Linked DNA regions of Homo sapiens: region 1 is linked to region 2. Evidence: read pairs that join two places in POLR2A ChIA-PET (ENCODE). Cell type or tissue: OCI-LY7. All regions are shown on one strand. Links, peaks and the distances in the headings refer to the core of each region. The heading gives the core; the rest is flanking DNA.

Region 1 (5,000 bases), core at 1-5,000, 1.2 Mb before region 2:
TATCAACAGGAATGTGAGCAGGCCCAGTTTGAAAGCAAACACAAGAGGGTTTTGTGTCTTTCCCTCCAGGCTCGCGCTTCTTCTTCCCCTGTGATTCTCGTTGGCACACATTTGGATGTTTCTGATGAGAAGCAACGCAAAGCCTGCATGAGTAAAATCACCAAGGAACTCCTGAATAAGCGAGGGTTCCCTGCCATACGAGATTACCACTTTGTGAATGCCACCGAGGAATCTGATGCTTTGGCAAAACTTCGGAAAACCATCATAAACGAGAGCCTTAATTTCAAGGTAACATGGTAGGCTGGTAGAGAAATGTAATTTATTGATTCTCAACTGCCTAGAAATGTCAGAAATTTTGAGAAGTGAGCAACTCACTTAAAATTGTGGGTTTTCTTTCCTTGTTGCTGTTAGCATTATTAAAGTCCTTTCCATTTTAAAATTATTTATGCCAGACTTCATTTCTAATTCATAGAAATGGGAACAAAAAATAATTAGAGGAACCTGAGAGAAACTAAGAGACCGTTTCTGGGATACTGAGAAAATGTTTCTGAGAGAGAATCTGAGAAAATGTTTTTGATGCCTTTTCTGATTCAACTTCTTATAGTGGTGATTCAATCACAAGGGTAAAGGTGAATACTGAGGTCTTGGGATCATCTTTCTTCTATTATTCTTTAACTGTTATTTTTCCATTTCCTCTTTTCTTTTGGAATTCCTGTTTTATGGACATCTTGATCTTTTGTGCCACTCATTCATGAATTTTGTCACTGTGATTCCCATTCCAATTTTTTTCCCTCCGTATTGTGAGGCAGCTGTTTTATTTAGTCATGAAGACCACTAACTTGGTTTTCAGCAGTGTCTCACTAATTACTTAGTTCATACAAAATGGGCTTTTTATTTTAGGAATTATGTTTTAAATGTTTAAAGTTATCTTCTCGTAAGCCAAATTTTTATAAAATGTAAATAAATCAGTTATCAGAGAGAACACTTTTTTTTTTAAATACTTGGCAGAAAAAAGAAATCTTCACTGGGTACTACAGGGAGTGTGGTGTAAACTGTACTGAAAAATACCCTTGATAGTTCCATATGACAAACATAATGATGAATTTCACTTAGTCTGTCTTGGCTTAGCTCAATAGCACTAATGATCAAGATACTGGCTGATAAATAGAGTCCTATTTGGCCTGGGCAGTCCCAGCATAATTATGTAATAGTGTCCCACTATATTCTCAAAAGCATTCCAATTTGGATGATAAATTATATAGTCACCTTGGTTATAACTCCATGCTGGCCAGTTAGCTTAGTTCTGTTCCATTTATATAGATTATGTGTGCTTCACTCCAAAACCTAATGAGCCATTTGTAAAAGTGATGGCTTTTGCGGTGCCCAGGGAGAGAATTTGTATGTTTGTATCCTTCAACACACATTTATTACAGTTATTAAAAGGTTTTATTGATGATAGATGGTAATGTCATGTAAAAATGACATATTATTTATTTGTAGACTTTCCTATTCTCTTGTTGGACATGTAATTAGAAACTAATATGACTTAAAGAAAAACAAATACACAAAATTTATTCATCCAATTAATCTCTTAATCCAGGTGTTTTTTTTTTCTGAGACTATACCCATACTTCAATAACTTTGTTGTTACTGAGAATATTTTGAGTTTCCCTTTTTGTCATTGTTGTCAGAGAATGTATCATATCTTTAAAAAGACTTGTTGGAGGATGAGTTTGTTTTGAAAAGGCCTGAATTTAGTTGATGCAAAGTCACAGATAAGATGGTTCATTAAGCTGTATTAATACTGCTTTTGTCTAATAGATATCATTACCAATAAGTCAGACTAGTTTTTCTTTTGGCACTTATAAATCACCTTTGAAGACAACTTTTTACAAGGAAATAAAACAAATGCTTTGAGAAATACCAGTATTATTGAAAGAAAAGTATATATTGCTAATGGATGCAGCATTCTGGCATAATGGTTTGAAAACTCATTTGATTGCTTTGTAGAAGAATGACTCTTTCAGATGACCCAGGGCCTGTGAGCCTGCCAGAACTTGAAAATTCTTTCTTCCCTGAGGTGCTTCAACCTGAATTCAAAGAGCAGCTTTTAATCTATTAGAGATCATTTTTTGTCCTCTCATTTATTTTTCATATTTGCCTTTGATCTTAGCTCTTCTCTAATCTTTTTCTGTCTCAACCTTATTAACAGGTGTCTGTGCAGACACTTTTAAGTTTTGTTTTTTGGCTCAGCCTGTCAGTTAACTGATAATCATGCTGAAAGGAGAAGCAGGACAAAACAGAGTTCAATGCTGACAATACTCCTTTTAATCTTGTCCAGCCCATTAGCAGAGCAGGCATCTCTGTGGGCCTTGAGACGTAGTCCCGTAAAACTCATCCCGTTTCTACTTGATTTGCTTTCTTTGAGAACTCTTGTTTATTTTTATATGGAGGTTTCCTGCCTTGGATTAAAACATAAACCTCAATCTGAAGTTCAATTTCATCTTAATTTATGAACGACTAAGAGAGGGAACATGAAAAGTGGAGGTTAGTGAAATTATCTCTAATTCTCTGGGTTAAGAGATACATGAAAACAGTCTCTTGAGTAACCATTTGCAGGTAAATATGGAAGTAATGGTTATGGTTGTCTCTTTAAGTTTTTAGTCACAAGTAGAAAAAGACCAAGTTAATTTTTTTCTGTGTGTGCTGAATTTCTATTTGTAGTAAGTGTAAGAATTTAAGCAGAAATTCTGATTCGTATTTTCAGATAAAAAGAATATGTAATTTCCATAGGTCCAGAAATAGGGAGAGTTTGCCATCTGGTGGTTCTTAACGGCACTCTGGATATTATTAAGAGTTGCATTTCTATTTAAAATTATATTTTAAAAAACGTTTGGAAGATACTTTTATTGTAGAAACTATCCTCTTAGGGCCATTCTTTAAAAAAATCTTATTTTATATATTTCTCATTTTGTTGATAGTGATTAGATTCTAAGAGCAACAGAACAATGATCATCCTCTCCTATCAGAATCACTGATGTTTAGATGATTTCTCATTTTCCCAAGTTCAAGGTTCCATGAAAAACATAGCTTGAGTGGGATTTTATGTCTCTGCGTTTCACTGTTGATATATATGTCCTCCCAATATAACATTTTACAAATAACCAAGCACAAAATTTAATATTTTACCTTGAATATTTAAAATATAATAATATCCAAAAGCTCTTGTAATTTGTACTGATATCTTATACTAGCGTGTCTGTTTCACATTAAGTTTAATGTCTTAGGATATAAAAAATCTTTTTTATGGTTAGTGATTTATCTTGTTTTTTTTTCCATGGAATTTCTGGATAGCGAGATAAATATTTCCATACTATTTTATTTGATATTTCCAAATTTGCCTCTGAATCAACAATTTTCCTATTTTAATTTCATTGTACTTGTTCCTTACAACCTAAATAGCTTTTTATTATATTTTGATTTTATTTAAAAATGTACTTCTGAATAATATATCTGTTTCTGTAAAAACTGTTAGCACTGAATTTGCCAACCATTTGACAAATACACAAATAAAATAGATTTTTACGGCTTGTCATTTGTAATTTCATAGATCCGAGATCAGCTTGTTGTTGGACAGCTGATTCCAGACTGCTATGTAGAACTTGAAAAAATCATTTTATCGGAGCGTAAAAATGTGCCAATTGAATTTCCCGTAATTGACCGGAAACGATTATTACAACTAGTGAGAGAAAATCAGCTGCAGTTAGATGAAAATGAGCTTCCTCACGCAGTTCACTTTCTAAATGAATCAGGTTTGTGTTTTTCGTTCCTTATTTTCAAAGCTCAGCTGTAGTAACTTATAAAAGTGTTTCTGAATCTTTTATAGAATTTACATTCAAAGTTGAGAGAATATCCATACGGTTCTTTAATAGGCCACTGATTTTTTTCTTTTTGGAAGATCATCATGTGTGTTCATGACAAATCATGTATCATGTCATAAGAAAACAAATTTAGAAATCACCTAGGAGTAAAGCAGTGGAAAGAGTCCCTGAGTGGGAGTTAAAATATTTGGGTTCTAGAACTTGTCTTTACTATTCAGGAGCTGTGGAACCCTGAATAGTCAAATGACATTCATAATGTCAAATGAGTTTAGTGCATGTGAAAGTTATTTTTATATTGCAAAGGGGAATTATTGTTGGCATGGTCTAACTGGGACGCTTGGAGAGTCAATGGCTCCCTGAGATGATGCAGCTTCTGAGTGGAAGATCTAGCTCTCTTGCATCAAATATTGATCTCAAAGATGAAAATTCTCAAAGCAACTTCAGTGCTAATTGTGTACTTGATCATATTACCTTGCTAGAAATGTGTGAGTTGTTTGATAGTACTAGAGTAAGTGACTGGGAAGCTGCTTTTGATCCCTAGATTCTGTTGTATAAAAAATAGCTTCCCGTGGTTTATGATCTGTTCCTTTTCCCCATCGTTCTTAAGGTATGCTGAGATATGCTGTGTTTCTTATCTGTATTTGAAAATAAAACATGTCTTTGTAGTGTGTATTCAGCAAGCGAAACAGAAAATTATGAATTTCTACTTATGTGTGAAATATGCTCTGTAATGCATGTCAGTGTCTCAAATATGCTTAAATATGATCATTTTATGTAGTTTAAAAATACTCCATTATAATATTGGAACTTTAGACCATAGGATGCACAGCTTCTAGTCCCAGCTCTGTCACTAGCTATGCTGAAATTTCTTCACCTGCAAAATGAGGAAGTTGGACTAGATTTTTTCTAAAGCCCCTTGATATTTGTTCTAGATTCCATGTTTCACTGTTTGATGACTTTTTACTACAGGAGTCCTTCTTCATTTTCAAGACCCAGCACTGCAGTTAAGTGACTTGTACTTTGTGGAACCCAAGTGGCTTTGTAAAATCATGGCACAGGTTGGTGTCTTTTATTTTTGTGGCACGGGGGTTATGGTCAAAGCATAGAACAGATGGCGCC
Region 2 (8,340 bases), core at 1,390-6,389:
CTCTCAGACAGGTATTTTTCTATCATTTCTTCCAAAGCCCTGTTTGTTTCCATTTGTCACGTAAAGCAGATGTTGAAAAGAAGCAGTTCCACTAGCAGGTTGACAGTTATGGAGACAGGCTTCCCAGCTCCGTTTGGAAAATGTCTCCCCTGTTTTGATATGTGCAATTAGTTCTCAGTGGTCCCTGCTAGCTACTCTCCCTGACCCACATGGTTGCTCCACCTGGGTAATCATACTTGCTAGCTGCTGTGAAAAATTCTGGCTCTGATTAGTTCATCTTCATATTACTAGCTGTCAAAAGCCTCATGCTACTCATGAACACTGGTCAGGGAAATCACTTTTCTCACCAAAGCTGCCAAAAACCTTATTAAGACTCATGTGGAAGTGGCATCTTGGCACCACATTCTCCTCTGTGGGCCACCTCTCTCTCTTCCTTGCATTTCTCTTCTTTAAAGAGAAGCTAGGAAATTGATTTAATTAAAGTGCAATTCTCTGACGAAAGCACTTACCCAATATATTGAGATATAAACAAAGGATCTTGGCTGTCAGAGAGTAAGTATAGTGCTATCAAATAAAGATCTATTCAAGGAATACTTCCTCCTGATTTTTGCCTAATTTAAAGGAAGTCAGAGAGATTTTATTCAAATAATCCTACTTGAACAGTTTTAAAAGTATGCTTGCCCAATTCATTGTGTTCTGTGAGCTTTCGAGCAAATATTCAAACATTGAGAGTTTGTAAGAGCAATAGTCTCCTTAGCCTGCATTTTCATCACCTACTCCAATCCGCTCTCTACTTCATAAAACAAAGATCTGAGTCATGCCACTTTCCTGCCCTTTGATGGCTGGCTCCCATAAGCCCGTTTCAGTGGGTCACAGATGTACAATAGAATCACCTGGGAACTTTCAGAAGCTGTATCAGTACCTGAATCACTCCTTAGGCCAATTAAATGAGAATTCTTAGAGTAAGGCTTAGGCATCAGAAATTTTCAAAAGTCTCCCTAGGCAATCCTAATGTGCAGCCAAGTTTTGAAAACACTTCTTGAGACTTCGAGTTCCAGGAAGGCAGGGGATCTGTTTGTCTTGGGTATCTCTTTATTTTAAATAGCCCTTTGTATCAGACACAAATTGGATGTGTCAGGGCTTGCAACTAGATGCTTGGCATAAAACTATGAACAAAAATAAAGTCACTGCCTTCTAGAGTTTATATTCTACAAGGGGAGTTGAACAAAAAGCAAGGAAACAAATATATAATATTCATTAATACAGCCTAAAACATAGTAGCCATCCAACAAATACTTCCTTGAATGAATAATAATAGCTAGCTTGTATTAGCTAACTTAACATGCTTTCAGTATTATTCCAAACGTTTTGCATTTATTGACTCATTTAGTTCTCACAATAATCTTAGGAGGGAGTACATTATATTATCAACATTCTATGTCTAAGATGAGGGAACAGATATTAAGTAACATGGCCAAGATCACATAGCAAAAAAGTGACAGGGCCAGGCTTCTAGGCCTAAGAGGTCTGACCCCAATGCCTACCCCCTTAGCCAGTGCATCTTGCTGCTCTTCCTAGGTCCTGCAGACCTTAGCTTAGAGACAACCTCCTCTAGAAAACTTCCTAGGGCTGCAGTGGGTCCACCCCTACCATGTGCTCCCAAGGCTCCTGTATTTTTCCCTTAATTATTGCACTGTATTAAAATTCCCACTTTGCTGCTTTCCCCAATTAATAGGGCAGAATTGGATTTTGTAAACCAACATATTTCCAGCACTTGGCCTTGCATCTGGCAGCCACTAAATAAACGTCGAATGAATAAAGTGTTCCTCACAGCAGGGCTCCCTTCTTACTATCCGAAAGACAAGGGAAACACATCAGATGTCCAAAGCAGCAGGCTTCGATATTCCAAGAGCCCAAAAGGGCTATGCGGACCCAGTCCAGCTATAAGCAAGGAGATTTATCTGGTAGACACAAGGCAAGGTGCTGCCTGTATTACTTTTACCATTTTGGCCTACACTAGTTAGACCTGTGTGGAGCTGACAGCCATAGATAGTAGTGAGGAGAGGCTGGTAGAATATTTACGCTGACTATAGTATGAGGGCATGAGGATGGGTCTCTTGCCTTTCAACAAGGGAGAAGGGAACTAATTGATACTGCTATCTCCAATTTTTCAAAAAGATCCACACTGGCAGGAGTTAGAGGTCTCATCTGCAACCAACTTGTCAATTGTATTTAGGCTTTTTCAGTGTCTTTTAGAAATAGAAAAGGCCTTATGCTCTTTGCTGTTAAACTATGCTTAGTCTTCATATGGTATGATGTGTAGTCTTTATATCAGAACATACTAAATCGAATAACATGTTTACAAACTATTTAAAAATTTCCTAAAAGTTGAAATACATAAAAGCCATATCCTCTCATTTCCTTAATGTAATCTGCTCTCTCTGTCACTGAGAATTTTCTAAAGGTATTTTGAAACCTTGTGGCTTATAGGAGTTTCCACTGATTGATCGCCATGAATGTTCTTTAATATTTGTGTATATGTCCTTGATCAAAGAGGGGAAAATGTGCATTATGAGGGAGAGTGAGAAAGGGGGATCTTAAGAAAGAGAGGAGGGGACAATGTGAGCACATTTTAGAGTCTGAAAAAATAAGTGCTTTTGAAAATGGTTTTCAAAAAATAGTTTGCAGCTGTGGATTATGAAATTGGTAGTACTTTATGACAAAATACCCCTCTTTGAGTAGACTGCAATCTCAAATGCCACACACCCACGTATGGAGCTTGTCACATTCAGTGGAATGGAAGCAGGCCAGAAAGTATCAATAAAGCACCACGGACTGTCAGAGATTTCACATCAGTCTTTCCACAGAATACAACTCTGACCATAGGCCCTTATTCCTAGCATTCTCTCAGAAATTGCAAATTGATGGACTTCACGTAGAGGGAGAAAGAAAAGCTATTGCTTTTCCTCAGCTGTAGTTTGTTTAAAGACTAGATCACTACAGATCTTATTCCAAAGCAGAGCAAACTAAAGTGAAATTCTAAAATCAGTTTTAATCTGGAAAACAACCCATTTAATCTATTCCTATCATATTGCTACATTCCCCATAGCTGCCATTCTCTACATCCAATGGAGCATGAATTTTATGAGGACAATGAGTATATTTCCAGCTTGCCTGCTGATGCAGACAGAACAGAAGACTTTGAATATGAGGTAAGGTCATTTTCATACCACTTCACATTTCTTCATGAAGTTACGGTTGAGGGGTTTTGTATAACAAAGAAATTAATTTATTACAGTGAGAAATGTCTTGTCTATTACATATCCAGTGTAAGATCTTTCAAATACTATTTGCTTTAGCTATGTGGCTCTCGTGTTTTAAGTATATTGGAAAATATTTTTATAGTATAAGCTTAAATATAATTTGCTCTCATTTTGTTGCTTTTTAATAAATAATATTGCAACAGCTACATTTTTAAAATCTGTTCTATAATATATGTGGATTTCCAAGTGGAGTTTGAAAAATATATTTAAAACAAAGATTGTGTTTACTATTTTCATTTGTTGTATAATATTCTAATTTTCATTGATAAACTAAATTTTATTATATTGTATTCTTTGGAAATGCAATACTCTCTTTGTGCCTCTGGTCTGTACTCTAAAGAGCCATTTCACAGACTTCCTAGAAATAGAGATGGCCTCATGCCCTTTGTTGTTAAACTATATTTATTCTTCACATGGTTTAATGTCAGAATATCTGTACTGTGATATATAACAATTCGAAAAGTCCATCCATTGATTATTTAAAAGCTCTCACAAAAGTTAAAGAATGTATCCTAATATTTCCTCTGCTTCTGCAGCCTGAATATCTTTGAAAGGTTTCAGACTACTCTGACATTTAAAAATAAAATAGATTGAGGAAGTAAAGAAGCTTTGGTAAACAGGCAGAGAACCCATGGTCACCTGCCCTTTTAATGCTTCAGGTGATGTCATACAAGTTCAGCAAAGTGTTCTCTTCCACTTTACAACCAGGAAATCCTGAAATCTCTTCCCTTAGGAGGATCTGAAATCAAATAAGGAAGCTCATCTAAAGCAAATGGACGTTTGTTTGAAATCTTCTCCCCACAAAAGTCATTCCTGGGGATTACAGAAATCATTATTTCTTTGCAGCCAAAATTTAGAAGGATGTGAAATGACAACTGGTAACTGAGTAGATGGTTTTTGTCATTCTTGTGTTGTTCATGTTAAATTTTTACCTCCTCTTTATTAAGTTGATTGAAAAGTTTTATTTTCTAAATCTACTCAAGCACTGACATGCATTACAATATCCATTGCTTTGTCTATTCATGTAAAATAAATTATAAAATTGAATGACTTATCCAAATAATTCAAGATTCTTATGTTTTCCTTTTGGTTAATGAATACTTTCAGTTTGGGGACTGGAATTATGTAGATCACTTCAACTTTTTATTTGGATGCCTTAAAGCTTTATTAAAATAAGTCAGTGTGCTCGGGGAGGGCATAGGGGAAGATTGTTTAGGCTAAGCAAGTTAACAGTAAAAGCCCTTTAAATGAATCAGCATGTCATTGAAATATTACAATACAGACAGATTTCCTTACATTTCTATGGAGCTTACTGTAACTGAACCACAACCTCTTTTTTGACCAATATTAATCCCCAGCAGAAGCCAGCATCAGGATGATGTCAGTGGTGAATTCTCAGACAAGCTCTCTGTAGCCTGTAATCTCAACTAATCACAGCATCATAGTCATTAATTTGCTGTCAGCTGTGATTCCGTTGCCAAAGGCTCCTTTCTGAGTGATTGAAATAAAGAATGTTCCTGTGAAATTCAAATAAGGAAGGAGTTGCTATGACAGTTTTCAATCATTAGAAAGGATGCATTTGAGAACAACATGCATGGTTAAAGGTGGGAGTGGAGGCATGGGAGAATACCTCCAGAGAAATTTACCAGATTCAAGAGAGAATAATGGTTCTGCCCAGTACTCCTCAGTCTGTTATCATTATGTGACACACACATAGAGTGGCACATGCCATCCCTTGTGGCTGCATCAAACTGCAAAATCTAGTCAGTCCACTGCCATCATTGGAGCCTGTGGTGGACACCATTAGGCTCATTCAGTGAAGAGATTTAGAAATGCTAATTCTGTCTATGTGTTGCACTTTTACTGTTACACCTAGAAGCAGACTGATCTGGTGTTTCTGTGACCAGCTGAGATGACCCTAGCTCCTCTAGGAGCTTCCTTATAACCCTATAGCTCTAGGAGCGGGATGGATGAGCACCTTAAGGAAGTACCAGTTTTGTGCCACTGAGAGAATATCACAGGAAAGTGAGGTTTAATGGCCAAGAAGACTTCAGCTCAGAAAGAGATATGCATTCCTCTTCAACCTAAACATGAGCACAACCAGGCAATCAAGGAAGTAGAAAGAAGACTCCTTTTTCATCTGCTTTCATTCATTTGTACCATAAATATTTAATGAGGACTTAAAATGTACCAGGCAGTTATCTATGCATGGGATTAGGAAGCTCCTGCCCCAGTGGAAGGAGCTTCTAGGAGAGGGAGGTCAACAATAAACATAAAAGTAAAGACATATTCTTTTCAATGGTGAGAAGTACTAATGGAAAATAATAAGAGTGGTGTTGGACAGGATGTTGCTGTCTTATACAGAGTGGTAATGCAAGACTTCTCTCATAAGAGAACTAAAGAATATAAGAGATCTAGCCATGTGAAAGGAGATTTTCAGAAAGAAGGAAGGGCAGGGGCAAAGGACCTGAAGCAGAAGCATGCTGGGGTGTACAAGGAGTAGCAAAGAGACCAGTGAGAGAGTGGAAGGGGTGAATTCAGAGAAAGGAGGGTGTGTTTTGTGGAGCCTTTGGCTTTGACCATGATATAGGAAGTTGCTTTGACTCTGAGATGGGAAGTTGCTGGAACATAGGAAAGCCATAACAGGATTACTCCAGCTGCTGGTCTGAGACTGACAGGAAGGAAGCAAAGTCAGCTGAGAGGGAGTGGGGTATTGGACCTGGGCGGTGATAGCGGGTGGAGTATGTATGACATAATCTAGGACAGCATCCACCCCAGCCTGGAGGGCTGTGCCTCAGAGCTTCAATATAGTTTGTGCTATGGCAATTTTCTTCTGACATTTTAATGGCAAAATATTACAGGTTAGAGTGAAGCACACCTTTTGGCATCCACCAGAGCAAGAGCAATGCATCCACACTTTAAAAGAAATAGCTTCTAGTATATAGACTGCATTTCTGAACTTGCTAAAATACAAACTATGCGGCTATTTAGGTGCCTTTTTAAAGACCTACTTACTATTAACTCAGTGAACCAAAGCTGATCTGTGTATCTCGTGAGTACTTATATACAGACTTAGTGCATGGATTATTAACCCAATAGACCAAAACAGATCTGACTATCTTGTAAATACATATTTAGGGACTTTTAACACACATATTATTTCACTGATGGACTGTAACAGGTCCCTTCAGAGCCACGGCAGACAAGCAAATGCTTCTTTGGAGATATTATACTCAGTGTCCATGTTATGGTGACTCTGGTGTGTTAGGAACCTCTATGAAAATTTAATGACACCCATATCTCACCATGACCTATCACCAATTTCCTAAGAAAAATATTTGACTGGGTTTAAAATTTCCACATTGTGCTTCAGAAAAGTCTCAGAGACCAGTCTACATTAAAAGACTCACAGCTTGAAACTTGTTCTCTTTAAAAAATGATGGCACTTGTTCTCTAATTAAAAATGATAAATGAGTTTAATTTTATTTTTGAGAAAAAATAAACATATACAAATTTAACAATGCACCCATCGTAAGAGTCAGGGTGTTCCATGCCACTGGAATTTCACTAAGGATTAAGCTTCTCCTCCTTTTAGTTTCAACTTTATTCATTTTTCCCCCTAGAGCCAGCTAAAGGTTGAAATAAATCATAAATAGCCCTTAGCAAGTAGAGGCAGATCTCAAATCCAACCTCTACTAGAAATAATTTAAAGGGAAAGGTTTTAAGAAACATAGAGATCTTTTTGCCCAACTCCTAATAAAGATATGTTTGCAACTGCCTGAGTGCAAGGAAGATGTTGAATTATCTACAGCATTTGCTGTTAACTCTCAAAAGTCAATGCTAATGCTGATAGAGGGGTCAGAAACCAATACACGAAAAATTTAGATAGTATAAAACATCATGTTAGTCAAGACAAGCAACAGTTCTGTGCCTGCAGATTTTTATCACTTAGAAATATCACTTGAAATCATTTTTACTTCTCCCTCAATGATCAGGCAAAGAAACATATACAAAAGGCTGAAATAAGTACCCTTTATGCGTCCAATATCATAAAAACGTAAGCCAAAAAAATTTAGAACTTTGCTTGAAGAGGTATTAAAAGTGGAAAAGAGAGGATAAATATATGTCAGAGTTCTATGTACATGTTAACCGAAAACCAAACTTGGACCAGTGTCTATAAATAGGAGTGAGCACTTAGCATATTAATTAGCTTCCTCTTGGCAGTCCTTATGCAAGGCATAAGTAAATCCTTGTGCTGTGCTGAGAAGTGTCATTTTGCAAAATGTATTTCCTGGAGCTAGATCCCTGCAAATATGTGCTGAATATTTGTGAGACTTTAAGTATATAATCTCTCTCTTACATAAAGAAAAGAGAATCATGAATCAGGGAAATTTTCATTCAAAAAATAACAAGAGGATAATTATTAACTACATTCTATCATATTTTTTGAGCAACTTCATGATTTGTGAAGCCAGTGTTGAAAAAAAAACAAGTCCCTAGCATGATGCATGTATAGAGCTATATGGATCTTAAGGCTCTGAGGGCAGCAGCTTTATCTGCCTTGCTTATCATTGTATCACATGGTCTGTTTCACAGTGGGTGCTCAACGCATATTTCATGAAGGAATAAATGAGGGTTCCCATTGGTGTCTGCATGGACCAACTTCTGAGCCACTCAGTCCCTTTCCTCTTTTCCATACAAAGGGAAGTGGAAAAGAACTTGGGACCACTGTCCAGTTATAACAAATGCCCTCTTGCTTTCCAGCAGGTATTTGTTCTTGGAGTCAGGAGTTTTAATCCTAATGCCATTTTTGTCTCAAACACTTGTAAGGAAAGGGCAAAGAGGGTGAAAAATAGGGAGACATAAGTAATGTAGTAGAAAGCTAATGGTCTCCATGAAAATTTATCTTTACTGGCCACCTTATAAAATCATAGAATCTCATATTTGGTATAAATTTGGCATGTTCTCTAACAAACACTTGTACCCCCTTTATTACTTGTTGAACAAGGGCTCAATC

Evidence for each region. ChIA-PET counts read pairs that join two places held together with the same protein. Peaks named below come from ENCODE experiments on the same cell type or tissue, not always from the same donor. Only the 100,000 strongest peaks of a DNase experiment are listed, where the experiment ranks them.
Region 1: POLR2A ChIA-PET joins it to region 2 with 5 read pairs; 2 of 35 experiments call an interaction of 5 or more read pairs at or near these places.

The regions. Positions count from the first base shown.
Region 1 is chr12:40,310,362-40,315,361 of GRCh38, forward strand. LRRK2 (leucine rich repeat kinase 2) reads left to right here. Exons shown (of 51, transcript NM_198578.4): 31 at 70-288; 32 at 3,611-3,812; 33 at 4,851-4,939. Among named protein-coding and RNA genes, the nearest start is that of MUC19, 81 kb to the right of the region's middle. In OCI-LY7, for the core only: CTCF peaks have their summits at 2,813 (motif pointing left) and 3,013; DNase peaks (open chromatin) are centred at 2,770, 3,760 and 4,770; H3K4me3 peaks cover 1,221 bases; H3K27ac peaks cover 2,514 bases.
Region 2 is chr12:41,506,702-41,515,041 of GRCh38, forward strand. PDZRN4 (PDZ domain containing ring finger 4) reads left to right here. Exons shown (of 10, transcript NM_001164595.2): 4 at 1-11; 5 at 3,110-3,212. Among named protein-coding and RNA genes, the nearest start is that of PDZRN4-AS1, 99 kb to the left of the region's middle. In OCI-LY7, for the core only: no CTCF peak of the experiment used is centred there; a DNase peak (open chromatin) is centred at 3,960; H3K27ac peaks cover 602 bases.